5 separate regions of the Homo sapiens genome follow, and regions 1, 3, 4 and 5 are each linked to region 2. A link is a contact called in ENCODE Hi-C or POLR2A ChIA-PET data. All regions are on one chromosome and are shown on one strand. The core of a region is the stretch at or near the end of the contact, and the rest is flanking DNA. Distances in the headings are between cores, read along the strand shown.

What was found. A loop is a pair of places that touch in the nucleus more often than their neighbours do. ChIA-PET counts read pairs that join two places held with the same protein, here RNA polymerase II (POLR2A). Pooled maps may share reads with other maps.
Region 1: a pooled map shows a loop between it and region 2 (5-fold over the local background). The contact joins the enhancer-like site here to the promoter of COX18 in region 2. A Hi-C loop is called at or near these places in 13 of 50 pooled maps.
Region 3: a pooled map shows a loop between it and region 2 (6-fold over the local background). The contact joins the promoter of CDKL2 here to the promoter of COX18 in region 2. A Hi-C loop is called at or near these places in 4 of 50 pooled maps.
Region 4: a loop to region 2 is called in a pooled map, with 6 times the contacts of the local background. The contact joins the enhancer-like site here to the promoter of COX18 in region 2. A Hi-C loop is called at or near these places in 2 of 50 pooled maps.
Region 5: a loop to region 2 is called in a pooled map, with 2.9 times the contacts of the local background. The contact joins the enhancer-like site here to the promoter of COX18 in region 2. A Hi-C loop is called at or near these places in 1 of 168 maps with a recorded cell type or tissue (B cell) and 2 of 50 pooled maps. POLR2A ChIA-PET finds 5 or more read pairs at or near these places in 1 of 52 experiments (T-cell).

Annotation. Positions count from the first base shown.
Region 1 is chr4:70,708,389-70,711,088 of GRCh38, reverse strand. It overlaps a transcript of RUFY3 not described here. Among named protein-coding and RNA genes, the nearest start is that of RUFY3, 12 kb to the left of the region's middle. Within about 2 kb of position 1,393, at least 2 of the 41 ENCODE cell types and tissues checked have a DNase peak (open chromatin) inside an H3K27ac peak, as active enhancers do.
Region 2 is chr4:73,068,125-73,070,972 of GRCh38, reverse strand. COX18 (cytochrome c oxidase assembly factor COX18) reads left to right here and starts at 1,257. Exons shown (of 6, transcript NM_001297732.2): 1 at 1,257-1,656; 2 at 2,844-2,848. The coding sequence starts at 1,324. It overlaps LOC112268467 (a long non-coding RNA gene), which reads right to left and starts at 1,027. Exons shown (of 2, transcript XR_002959797.2): 1 at 944-1,027. RefSeq lists enhancers at 906-1,422, 969-1,488, 1,423-1,938.
Region 3 is chr4:75,629,271-75,631,970 of GRCh38, reverse strand. CDKL2 (cyclin dependent kinase like 2) reads left to right here and starts at 1,443. Exons shown (of 14, transcript NM_001330724.2): 1 at 1,443-1,929.
Region 4 is chr4:76,058,464-76,061,163 of GRCh38, reverse strand. It overlaps a transcript of ART3 not described here. Among named protein-coding and RNA genes, the nearest start is that of ART3, 15 kb to the left of the region's middle. Within about 2 kb of position 1,288, at least 4 of the 41 ENCODE cell types and tissues checked have a DNase peak (open chromatin) inside an H3K27ac peak, as active enhancers do.
Region 5 is chr4:70,926,127-70,928,963 of GRCh38, reverse strand. All of the region lies in intron 1 of MOB1B (MOB kinase activator 1B), which reads right to left. Among named protein-coding and RNA genes, the nearest start is that of MOB1B, 25 kb to the right of the region's middle. Within about 2 kb of position 1,308, at least 3 of the 41 ENCODE cell types and tissues checked have a DNase peak (open chromatin) inside an H3K27ac peak, as active enhancers do; they include B cell, where a contact is called at or near this core.

The DNA of each region.
Region 1 (2,700 bases), core at 144-2,643, 2.4 Mb after region 2:
TTTTTTTTTTTTTTTTTTTTTTTTCCAGACGGAGTCTTGCTCTGTGGCCCAGGCTGGAGTGTAGTGGCGGATCTTGGCTCACTGTAACCTCTGCCTCCTGGGTTCAAGCGGTTCTCCTGCCTCAGCTTCCCCAGTAGCTGGGATTACAGGCGTGCACTACCATACCTGGCTAATTTTTTTGTATTTTTAGTAGAGACGGGGTTTCACCATGTTGGCCAGGCTGGTCTTGAACTCCTGACCTCAAGTGATCCGCCTGCCTTGGCCTCCCAAAGTGCTGGGATTACAGGCATGAGCCACCATGCCTGGCCCATTGACATATCTCTTTATATAAATTAAAAATTTTAATAAATAAAACAAAAAACATGTGTTCAATTCCTGACCAGGTATACTGTTTTCTTTTTCTTTTTTTTTGTTTTTTGAGATGGAGTTTCACTCTTGTTGCCCAGGCTGGAGTACAATGGCGCAATCTCGGCTCACCACAACCTCTACCTCCCGGGTTCAAGTGATTCTCCTGCCTCAAACTCCTGAGTAGCTGGGATCACAGGTGTGCGTCACCATGCCCAGCTAATTTTGTATTTTTAGTAGAGACAGGGTTTCTCCATGTTGGTCAGGTTGGTCTCGAACTCCCGACCTCAGGTGATCCGCCTGCCTTGGCCTCCCAAAGTGATGGGATTACAGGCGTGAGCCACCGCACCCGACCTTTACTGTTTTCTAGAGTACTACTAAACAATTAAAAAAGAAGAGAGACAATAACAGAAATGTCCACAGAGGAAAAACTAAAATATATATATTTTACACAAACACATATACAATCTACACATACATACATGCATGCATGCAATATATATGATATATACATATCTGTATACTTGTGTGTGTATATATGTTAATGAAACTGCAAGCATAAATTTTCTCCCCTTAAACACTAATTCCTGGGTTTACATGTATATTTCGAACCTCCTTCCCCATACAATGGATTTTTCAAGTGCATCTGTCAGAGACAAAGGCTTCTAGGTACCTCATTCTCTGCACTATCCGGGGCTTAATCATGGCACTCGCTGTTAAGTATACTCAACTTTGTAGTGGGTAGTCATAGTAACGCTGCCAGTCCTTTTCAAGATTCTTTTTCTTCTATTCCTCTTCTAGCCTTCCTCCTATCTCAAAACAGCACTTAAAAATACAGAAAGCTGCTACTTGGTGAGTGGGACACTTTTTTGGACACTGCCTTAACTGGGAGAGAAAAGACAAGGGCAAGGATGTGGGCTATTTGCATAGCATTGCCTTGAACAATGTTTGCCGTAGTTGTGGGAGTTGGAAGGAGAAAAGAATAACTAAATAGAAGCTGTTAACTGTGCAAACAGCAGGGTGACTCTTCCAACCAACACTAAAGGGAAGCCATCTTTTGTCTATCCTGTCCATTCACAAGACGATCTCTAACGGCAGGATGGAAAAGGAAAGCATTAAAAGTATTACACCATGGCCTGCAAGCAGATCCTCCTTACAAATTGTAGTTGCTGAGAAACTGGCATGGAAGGTCATACATACACCAAGAGGATAAAGCCACCACGAAATATAAAAACATACATGTCTGTAAATGCATGAAAAAGTTCAGGATGAAAACTCCCCAAACTCAAAAGTGGGCATCCTCCAATAAGGAACCGGGGAGAGGGTGCTGGAGGTCCACAAAGAGGAAAGTTCACTTTGTAACTGTACTTATGTATTATGAAACATTTAAACAATGAGCATAGATTCATGTATTACTTGTACATTTATAAAATCAAATTTTAAAAGGCATGGCAGAGAGTTTTATGAGATTTAAAGTTAGAAGTATAAAAACCTAGCAGATTACCAGCACTCAAAGACTCAGAAAGAGACATAATCCTCAACAAGGCACATCAGAAGTCTCCTTTCACACTGCATTGAAGCAGATTGATTTCATGGATATTATATCCTGCAAGATTTTGGAACAAAACAATTCATGTGACAAACCCTGAAAAGTTTAGGCTACCTTCTATTTACAAACTTTTTTTTGAAACAGCATCTCGCTCTATTACCATGACTGGAATACAGTGGTGTGATCACGACTCACTGCATCCTCAACTTCCCAGACTCATGCCATCCTCCCACCTCAGACTCCTGAGTAGTTGGCACCAGAGGCATGTGCCACCATACCCAGCTAACTTATTTTTAATTTAAAAAATTTTTTTTTTGTAGAGACAGAGTCTGCTTATGTACAGGCTGGTCTCCAATTCCTGGGCTCAAGTGATACTCCTGCCTAGGCCTCCCAAAGTGCTGGGATTGCAGGCTTGAGCCACCGTTCCAGTCTCACACATTTTTGCTATTCTTCAGCACTGTTATTTAAAAACAGAGCTTCTGAACTCAAATGTAAAATTTAATTTTTAAAACCTCTAAGTACACTCAAGATTTCTAAAATAAAAAGATAATACCACCTTAATACACAGTCTTTCAAAGCTATAATATTTTATATACTTTTAGCAAATACATTACTGAGAGTTAAAAATTGGGTTGCTAAAGAGGCAGATGCCAGTCATCGTAATATTCACTAGGCATTGAGGTTGAGTCCATGTACCATTCTCGTAATTAAGAAGTCTTTTAAAAACTGTTTGGGGCCAGGTGTGGTGGCTTACACCTGTAATCCCATCACTTGTGAGGCCGAGGAGGGTGGATCACTTGAGTCTA
Region 2 (2,848 bases), core at 8-2,507:
AGCTGAACAGTAGTCAGTAGCAACTGATGGCTTTTTTGTTAGCTTAATAAATGGATAAAGAAATAGATTGGTAGGTTTTTCTTTTAGAAAAAGTTTATATATAGTGTGTGTTGTGCTGTGTGTTTAAACACATTTAAAAATTCATGTATAGATTTATCAGTCAGTTTGGAAAGCAGATGAATTCCAGAATCCTGAGAAAGTTATCGTAGGGTACCCTTGGTTAGGTGCACAGTGAAGGGCAAACAATAGCTGGCGTTTGACATTACCCAACATTGTTGGAGGCTTCTTTTCCTAAGTAAGTAAATAAATAAATAAATAAAAATCAAGGTTTACTCCTCACAACATATTTTAGTCTGTAGTCTAGGGGTGACCCTTCGGTGAGGAAACTCCTCCACAACATTCCATTTTGTTGTTTCCAGGAACACAAAAGTTAAAACTATATAGTCCATGTAGATTCAACGTATTCCTTTAAACCAGAAGACAGCCAGTGCTGCTGTTCAGGCTCTTTAAAGCTTATATAGGATACAAGTAAACTCAAGGAATTCACCGTACTGCCAGTGATAGTTTCCCTTAAATAAAGAGATGATACTTTTACTATAAGATTTTTGCTGCTATTTATCATGGAAGACAAAACACCGAAGAAATTCAGTTTGCAGTTGGTGGTCCAAATACTAACTGGAACAGATGGGCCAATTAAATCTACAAGAGACTGAACTATCCCTCGTGCTTAACACTCAGAGTCAGCAAGAAACATGCGTCTCTCTACAAGCAGGTACTTTAGCAACGTGTGACTCTTGAGTATGATAATCTATCGTAATCGCTAACGGAAGCAATCAGGTGCACGTAAAGAGGTTGGGGATCAGCTTCTGGTCACAAAAAACCGAGCAAGGATAATTCCACTACAAATGACTATTAGCTTTAGTGAAAAAGAATGGTAAGTTACACGGTGTAGATGAACTTTACAAGGCGAGAGCTCCCTAAAGAACACCCAGCCTGGCGGAGGGCAGCAGGCTCCACCCATGTCTCTGCAGTTTTGGTCCGGCCTCGGACTAACTACACCCTAGCAGCGGGAAACTTTCGCGTGTGCGCAGTAGGCCTGTCCAGTGCCGCGTGGGAAAGGCGGGACTTTCCTATCTCTTGCGTCACATCCACTGCGACGCAAGACGTCACCGGCTTGACTGGGAAGGTCAATCGCGGCTGCAGGCAGGCGCGCATGCGCTTTATGCCCGCTGTTGCTGGCGCGTGCGCGTATCAGCCTTGGCTGGCCGGTGTATGTCCGCTGGATTGTGAGGCCCGGGATCTGGGCTCCGCCGTGGTGCAGAAATGCTGTGCCGGCTCGGCGGTCGGTGGCTGCGGCCGCTCCCTGCCCTGCAGCTTTGGGCTAGGGACCTGCCGCTTGCGCCGGTTCCTACGAGCGGCGCCAAGCGCCCCACTCTCCCAGTGTGGGCAGTGGCACCAGTCTCTGCAGTACATGCGAACGGCTGGTACGAGGCCCTGGCCGCGTCTTCGCCGGTGCGGGTTGCGGAGGAAGTACTGCTCGGCGTGCACGCCGCCACGGGCCTGCCCTGGTGGGGCAGCATTCTGCTCTCCACCGTGGCCTTACGGGGTGCTGTCACGCTGCCTTTGGCAGCCTACCAGCACTACATCCTGGCCAAGGTGAGGGGCGCCGAGCCGTGCGCGTACCCTGCGCTGCAACCCCTGCGGCGGAGGAAGGCCGACATTCACTCAGGGTTTTCGATCGCACGATGTTGCCTTCTGCAGTGCTTAGTGTTTAATCATCGTGACCATTTCATTGTGACCATTTTAGCGTTAAAAAAAATTGAACTAGCATTAGGTGTGTTAAATAAGATACTTTGTGACACGTGTACCTGTCATTTCTTTTGTCTTACTGGATTTGTGCTCCAAGCACAAGTGGTTACTATACTTGCTCTCGGGGAACGGAGACAAAGAAATCAGTCGCAGAAGAAATTGTGTTGGCGAAACCTACAAAATTTATGTCTTAAAAGTTTTAATAGCCAGTATGTCTGCAGTGTCTTTCGTCCCAAAGTATTCCAGCTGGTCTTTCTTATTAGGAAGAAACTACTAGACTAACAGTTTGCGAACTTGTTTCCTCTCCAGACCCGACTAAGACTGTGTCTGGTTGGTCGCAGTTACTTGACCTTTTAATGCTGAATCCTTTTTTCTGAGGAATCAGGCTAGCAGTACCTTCCTTGCCTACTTCACAGCGTTATCAGAGCAAGTCAGATAATACGGGTTAAAGTGCTTGATTATTCAAATGGGATATTTCAAAAATAGTGGCTTTCTTGTTTTCAGGTTGTGAGCATGGGGAAAAAAAACCGGAAACAAAACAGGAACGGAATCAGCAGCAACATTAAGGCAGTGAGCCATTTTACAGGAAGAATGAGCACAGGGCAGGAATAAATGCTATTTTTACTTTTGATTTGTGGCTATCACAGTGTATTAAAGGTTCTTAACAAACTGCTGTTTTCTCCGCTTACGTTACTAGGAAATGTAGAGATGGAACAGTAAAGCCCAGGGTGCAGTTCTTATCTAATATTTGTAACCCTGTGAAGTAGGTGCTGTTATATATTTTATATGTGAGGGAACATGATTTTAGAGGTTAAGTTACTTGCACAGGATCACATGGATAAGTATGCATTGTGAATTTGGTTGTGACTGAGGACATTTTAAGCAAATTAACATCTTGTGCTTAGAATTAAGATTTCTTGATATGATCAGTAAACTACATTTTTAAATGACTCGAGGGAATAATGTGAAAGATTATGAGTCATTATGAATAAAGATCCTTTATGTGCTCATAACAAAACCTATTTTTTAGCTAGGTGGA
Region 3 (2,700 bases), core at 194-2,693, 2.6 Mb before region 2:
GAGATATAAATAGATTATTGAAGCTTCTAGGCCTCTTGCATGAAGGGGCCTTAAAATGTTATACGGTTGAATATGATTATAAAGTTGCAAAAGTAAAATAGTTTTGCGCTCTTGTTCTTAAGCTTCAGGCCCAACAAAACTGAATCTACCCCCATATAAAAGAAGTTCATCAGATTCTCTTATAGCCTATAGAGGTACCAAATGGGACAGGGCTTCTCGCAACTTGGACACAGCTAAGGACAGAGCTAATTGCTACACTAAGAGTCACATCTTGAATTGACCAAATAATTCTATTCTTTCCATAACTAGGCCTCAGGTCTGGTTCTCAATATTACAGGTTCAGGAACTAGATTTTAAGCAGTCTGACCAAGGTAATTAACCACTGGGAGATTAATGCAAACTAACCAAACTCACAAAAGACTATAAAAAGAATGTCTATTTCTTAATGTACAAGAAGGAATCAATACCTTAACATTAATGATTAATACCTTAATATTGACTAGGGTATATGGTAGACATTTGTCTATCCAGGACACTCTATTCCCTAAATCAAAGTAGTTTCGAGACCAAAATGATCATGAACATTTAGTTATCATGATTGAAAGTGTTATTTTACTGGCCTTATGGCCTCCTCGCTGCCTCAGATTCTTTGAAAATGGGGTAAGCTCTGTTCCTGTGTGATTTAAGCCTGTGCATGATTCTGACCTACCAGTCTTGCTCAGTCGTGGATTGAGCTGCATTTTTGCATTTAAGGCAAGTTTTATCGCAAGCCCTAACTCCACCCCATTTGGCTGCCATACGCGGGTGTTGTGCGTGTCCTCCAGATCCCCAGCCATCCCAGCGCTTTCCCATTCCACTCATGCCCTCTCTTCCCCTTCCTCCATCTCAGTGTTTTCCCTCACTTTCAATGGCCAGACTGGCCTTCCCAAGGTCCCTCCTAACGTCAGGTCTGTCATCACCTACCTTCTTCCACCTTGCCTCGCCTACTAATCATCACCTCCTAAACTGTCACCGTTATCTCCTACCTGGCTCACACTGGCCCCACCGCCCAGAACAGAAAGGAAGCATGGAATCCCGGTCAGGCCGCGCCTACGCGACTCAGGGCGCCCGGCGCCCGCCCCTGCCCCAGCGGCGATGCTATGAGGGAAACCGTATCGCATTTTGCATAGTCTTCGCAGTCCTACATAACCGCCACCTTTACCCTTCGCGTGGGCATCACAATCGCCTCCTCCCGCTGGGGAAGGCAGAAAGGCGCCTCCTGACGAGAACCAAGGCGTGTGGGGACGCAGGGCCTCTGCGTGTCAGGGAGCAGAACCTGGGCCGAGCCCTAGGTGAAGGGGCGGGGTGGTTGGCCCTGAGCCAATCATGGCTCGTGACGACTCGGCTCGGCCAATCAGAAGAAGGGAGGCCTGGCGCTCTCGGGGCGGGTGAGAAACCGCCCCCCCTTGCAGCTCCGCGGCCAACGCCTTCGCCCAGGGGTAGTTGGAGCGGTGCAGGTTCCCAGGCTCCAGGTACTGGGCGCCTTACGAGCTGGGAGGTGGTGCCTCTCACCCAGCTAATTGCTCTCTAGCCCTTGGCCTTCACAGGTGTTGGTGCCTGCCGTGAACGCATTCTGACCTGGGCCGTATCTGTCTCCCAAGACTTTGTGCCTATGGTTGGGGACAGAGTGAGGTCGTTGCCTTGACGACGACAGCATGCGGCCCGTGGTCCTCCTAAGTGTGAGCTTGCGGCGGACCGAGGCCCACCTGCCTCCCTGCCTGCTTCGCCCTGGACTCGTGACTGCGTCCGCAGAAGAAATCACAACAGCGCTGGAATTGCTAGTTTGCTAGGCAGCATCTTTTGGACCTGCGAACCATATGCATTTCACCTCAAATTTGTTTCCAAGTTGAAAACCTTTGGGTCTTTCTATGCGAACGGATTGAAGAAACGGTAAGTATAGTACGTTTTAAAGCTTCTATTATCTCGTTCTTTGATCTATAAAAGATTTCAATCTTTTTTTTTTTTTTTTTTTTTTTTTTTTTTTTTTTTTTTTGAGACGGAGTTTCACTCTTGTTGCCCAGGCTGGAGTGCAATGGCATGGTCTCGGCTCACCGCAACCTCTGCCTCCTGGGTTCAAGCGATTATCCTGCCTCAGCCTCCCAAGTAGCTGGGATTACAGGCATCACCACCACGCCCGGCTAAGTTTGTATTTTTAGTAGAGACAGGGTTTCTCCATGTTGGTTAGGCTGGTCTCGAACTCGCAACCTCAGGTGATCCGCCCGCCTCGGCCTCCCAAAGTGTTGGGATTACAGGCGTGAGCCACCGCTCCCGGCCCTTTAATCTGTCTTAAACAAAATAAAAAATTAGCATTCTCCAAATATTTTTATCAAAATTGTTGCTTTTAGAACCATCCAGAAATAACACCTTGCCCATTGGCCAGGTTTCTTTTTCGTTTGTATTACCTTTCCGTTCAAGAGTAGAAGGCATGAGAAGTTATAGTTTATGAGTAACTGTTTCAGGAAACAGGAGGCTTTGTAGGCTGTGATACTTTTAAAGTATTTGTGGACAGTGTCACTTGAAAAAGCAGGTGTGTTCAATGTGGTGTGTCCAGATATGCAATTGGTTGGGAGAATAAACTTGAAGCAGTCAACTTGCATTAATGTTAGCTTGGGATATGCTTCAGAACACCTCAGACATGCTTAAAGTCATTTTTTTTGGTTC
Region 4 (2,700 bases), core at 39-2,538, 3.0 Mb before region 2:
AGGCAACTGACTAGTTCAGAGAAAGATCTGAGATAGTCATTTAAATTTGAGAGTCATTAGCTGCAATAGTTTGTTACTGTTGCTGTGCAAACTATCATGACTTAGTGGCTTAAAATAATACACATTTCTTATCTTAAAGTTCCTAGATCAGAAGCCTAACATAGATCTCTGTAGGCTAAAATCAAAGTGTTGGCAGGGCTAAGTTACTTTCTGAGAGTCTAAAAGAGAATCAATTTCTTTGCTCATTCGGGTTGTTAGCAGAATGCAGTTTCTTGAAGACTTAAGATTGAGACCTGTGTTTCCTTGTTGACTGTCAGCTGAGGGCTATTCACAGACTCCAGAGGCCACCCACATTCCTTGGTTTGTGGTCCACTTTCTCCATCTTCAAAGCCAATAACAGCAAGTGGAATCTCTCATAATCAAATACCTCCTGCCTCTTCCACTGCATCTCTCTAACTGACTGCTCTGTCTTCCTCTTCCTCTTTTAAGTGCCCATGTTATTACAGTGGGTCCACCCAATGTATATATGTATTTTGAGGTCCATAATATAAGTCCAGTGTTCCTTTTGCCATGTAATATAACATATTCACAGATTCCAGGAATTAGGGCATGGAAATCTTTGGGGAATAATTATTCTGCCTACCATGTTAGCCAATAGGTGTGTAGGCTTGCAGATAGAGAGCATAATACCCTAGAGAACACTAGCATTTAGGTGCAGAGAGAGACAAGATTTCAAGAAGGAGATTGAGAAGGAGAATAAGAAGCCTCAAGAAAAGAGATTTTCATGAGAGAGAAAACAGTTGATTGTCACAGCCAAAATAAATCAAACTGATATGAAATAAGGGTTCTTTGGGCTTGGTTATATATTACCAATGTACTTATGATATCAGTAACTTAATCAGTAACTTATGATTCCACAATATTCTACAACAGTATTATGTTCCAAAATAGAAAAACATCTGACATCAGTAGGTTAAGAAGAAAATAGGACAAAGGCTTGAATTTGGGGTATCTTACATGTTAATTAGACTTTATAAACCAGGAACTACGGAAATGAGTTTTTTAAGACCTGACTCCATGCAAGGCAACAGGATGAGATGGAAGATAAATTAGACAAGGTTCCTTGCCCTGGAGGGACCTCTCAGACTGAACAATCACCCTTACCATTTGACATCTATAGGAAAGTAGGTTCTGATTTCCTAACCAGTGACTCACAAACAGATTTCTTCCATATAAACCCACAACATCCTCTTTGCTAATTCTATGTGTTAGTGTTACATATCTAACTTATATTTGGCCAGTGGTTTATTCTGTATTCTTCATCTCTGTGAGACATGTACAAACTTGATAGTTCTCCAACTTGTGTTTATAAAGTTTGCCTGCTTTTTCTCTTAAGTAAATCCTCCTGTGCTTAATGCTACTAAACTTTACTAATTCATTTCTCTAAATTGTCAGAGTCACTTGTTACTTTAATTTAGTTGTCCATACAAATTGGGATTGCCTGAATATGTAATGAGAGTACTGAAAGGACATTTCTTTTTCCTTTAAGCTACCTACAAGGAGGAAAATTAGTTGAGAACATATTTAAGAAAAAAGCCACTTAATTACAGTTTTTTTTAGTTAAAGAAGAAAGGTTCAATTCACAGCCTTTTAAATGCAAGACCAAGAAATAAACTTTTAAAAATAAATTTAACAGATTTTTTAAAAAATTCAATTCCATATTATAGTCAATTAAAAAGTAAGGATAGAGAAAAGGACTGGAGATGCAAATAAAGCTCAGGAAAAAAAAAAGAAAAAAAAACAAGAGAAAATAACGAGAAGACAGCAAGAAAACAAAATTGATCTTTGGACCTTGCAAAGCAAATATCTGCTATTAGATTCTTCCCCTGCCCCACCAATCCAAAGGCAACCAAAAAGTCTGTTAAATTAAGTTTAGCCTAAAGCTGTCTCTTTACATATTTTAAGTTCAGTCTAAAGGTTTCTCCATACATTGTGAACTATAACCTAAAGGTTTCTCCATACATTGTGAACTATAACCTAAAGGTTTCTTCATACACAGTGAACTGTAACCTAACTGGATGTGTAAACAGACTGTAATCTACTCTTGTGCCAATCACCAAGTTTCAGCCAATCAAGGACAGCCAGCTGTTCAACCTATGCTCAGATAAGGCAAACTTCAAGCTGTAATCAATCCAGCTGTTTCCGTACCTCACTTCCATTTTCTCTACGTCACTTTCCTTTTTCTATCCATAATCTTCTTTCACCACACAGAGCTCTGGAACCTCTCTATTCTGGTTGAGGGGCTACCCAATTCACAAATCATTCTTTGCTCAATTAAGCTCTGCTAAATTTAATTTGTCTAAGGTTTTTCTTTTAACAAGCCACAATTCCTGCTGTTTACAAATTTTAATTCAATGCACAGAAAAAAAAATACCCTATGGAATGAAAAACAAGCTGCTTCTGCAGCAAAGACTACAGGTTTGTTGTGTTTGTGTGTATGTGTATAAATAGATAGGAAATTCCTGTTACTTTTCTCACCTCTTAAATATTGGTTTTCTTTTTTCTTTTTGGCCTAAGAAACAGAAAGACAGAAATGAATATATCTAAACATATGAATCAGCAGTGATTGATTCCTAGAATTATGAAGCTTACTGAGTCAGTAACTGTCAATATATGCATTTAATCAACTCTCTATTTAAC
Region 5 (2,837 bases), core at 59-2,558, 2.1 Mb after region 2:
GAAACTTGTGCCTGGTATATGACAATCCTGTAAAGAAGGTCTCTACAAAACTATGTGATAAAGATACAATAAATAAGGCTGAGTGCAGGGGCTCACGCCAGTAATATCGGCATTTTGGGAGGCCAAGGTGGGAGGATCACTTGAACCTAGGAGTTCAAGACAAGCCTAGGTAACATAGCAAGACCCCGTGTCTATTAAAAAAAAGTTTTTTTATTATAAAAATCCAATAAATAGGTATTCTAAACTCTTCTGTGCACAGTAGCCACCTTTTAATATTTTCCCTAAAATCTTTACAATGGAAAAACATACAACAGACTGAGGAGAATCACTCATACTCTCACCACCCGTGATGAAATTCTTGAAAATGTCAGGCCACGTGTGGTGGCTCATACCTGTAATTCCAGCACTTTGGGAGGCTGAGGCGGTGGATCACGAGGTCAAGAGTTCGAGACCAGCCTGAACAACATGGTGAAACTCCATCTCTACTAAAAATACAAAAAATTAGCCGGGCATGGTGGCACGCGCCTGTAATCCCAGCTACTCAAGAGGCTGAAGCAGGAGAATCGCTTGAACCCGGGAGGCAGAGGGTGCAGTGGGCCGAGATCACACTACTGCATTCCAGCCTAGGTGACACAGCAAGACTCCATCTCAAAAAAAAAAAAAACAAAATTCTTGAAAATGTCATTGATTAGTCAGGAAAAAAAATTGTTACTAAGAGGCACTATGCTAGGTGGTAGAGATTTAAAACAAACATTTTTTGAAAATGCCCCATCTTCAAAGAGATCATACACATGACAGTGGGTGGAGTACAATGTCTTTTTGGAAAGGACTATGATAAGGACTATAAAGGGCACTGAAATGGTATCTAACAAACTGGGAAGGGGGCACAGGCCAGGGAAAAAGTTGGCTCCTGAGCTAAAGAAATGGGGGTGGGGAGGAGAAGAATAACAGCCAGAATAACAGGAACGGCATTTACAAAGGCAGAAAGATGGAGCAAAGCAGGTTGAGAGAAATGCAAATAAAATCACTGAACACTGTGGGGGAGGGATGTTAGAGCAGGAAGGCACGGATGAGGCTGGAGTGGTAAGCAAACATCTCAGGGAGGCCTTCTATGCCTTGGAGTTTTGCAGACCACTTCCAGCCCATTCCAATATCTACCTGAAATGCCCAAGTGAACTACAGGAAGCGAGTGCACCGAAGGATTCCTACCACTTCCCCTCCATGTTAAAAACCAAGATGCTAAAGTGGAACAGCAGTGGCAGCAATGCCAAGAACAAGCAGGGGAGGCCCCCGCATCCACACAATAAAAACAGCATCTGACTAAAAACCGGAAGCTCAATTCGGCAAAATTCTTGCTGTTTTGAATAGGTGAATGCACTACACATATTTATAACTGTGGTATTGACGGCAATTTTTTTTTTTTTGAGACAGATTCTCACTCTGTTGCCCAGGCTGGGGTACAGTGGCATGATCTCAGCTCACTGCAACCTCCGCCTCCCAGGTTCAAGCGATTCTCCTGCCTCAGCCTCCCAAGTAGCTGGGATTACAGGCGAGTGCCACCATGCCTGGCTAATTATTGTATTTTTAGTAGAGACGGGGGTTTCATCATGTTGGCCAGGCTGGTCTCGAACTCCTGATCTCAGATGATCTGCCCACCTTAGCCTCCCAAAGTGCTGGGATTACAGGCATGAGCCACTGCGCCTGGCTGACAGCAATTTTTTTCTTTATATTCCTAATTTTTGATGAACACAGACTGCAATTATTTCACACATACACCCAAGAAAGTTTGTATACTCAATGCAATATCTTGCAGTGCAAGGGTCTTTAACCATCATTAGCCAGTGGACTTGGAACTGAGAGTTTAAAACAACCATTAAGGAGCACATCTATGTAACACGCTGGTCTCCAGTGCTAAGATTCTTGAGGACAGAGACCGCATCTTATTTCTTTTTTTTTTTTTCTTTTTTGAGACGGAGTCTTGCTCTGTTGCCCAGGCCGGAGTGCAGTGTCACAATCTCGGCTCACTGTAAGCTCCACCTCCTGAGTTTGCGCCATTCTCCTGCCTCAGCCTCCCAAGTAGATGGGACTACAGGCGCCCACCACCACGCCCGGCTAATTTTTTTGTATTTTTAGTAGAGACGGGGTTTCACCGTGTTAGCCAGGATGGTCTCGATCTCCTGACCTCATGATCCACCTCCCAAAATGCTGGGATTACAGGCGTGAGCCACTGCGCCCGGCACATCTTGTTTATTTCTAAACCCCTTCCTTTCTCCTCCCACCACCAGCAAGCACCTAACACTTCGCTTTTACACACAGGAGGTGTTCAATAAATGTTCATTTTATTATGCAATAATGCCATACATTTGTAAGACAGCTAAACAAAAAACTGGAATGCACAAACAGTTTATACACTGGGCTTGGGAATTTCATGAGTGGAGATAATGACAGTGTTTATACAGGACTCTGGTTTATGAAAAGCTTTCATATACATTCTGTCATTCAAGTCTCACATTAACCCAATGGAAGAAGCATTCGTTACCCTCCAGTAGGCAGAGGAAATAGAAACTAAGAAATTAAGTCATCTGCCCAAGGTCACATAGCTAGTGACAGACCAAAGACTCTGAATCTCGGATTTCCTCACTCATAGGCCACTGTTCTCTCCCATGACAATCTTCAGTTAATTAAAAAAAAAAAAAAAATGGCTGTAATCCCAGCACTTGGGAGGCCAAGGTGGACGGACTGCTTGAGCCCAGGAGTTCAAGACCACCTGGACAACATGGCAAAACCCTGTCTCTACAAAAGATACAAAAATTATCCAGGCATGGTGGCACACACCT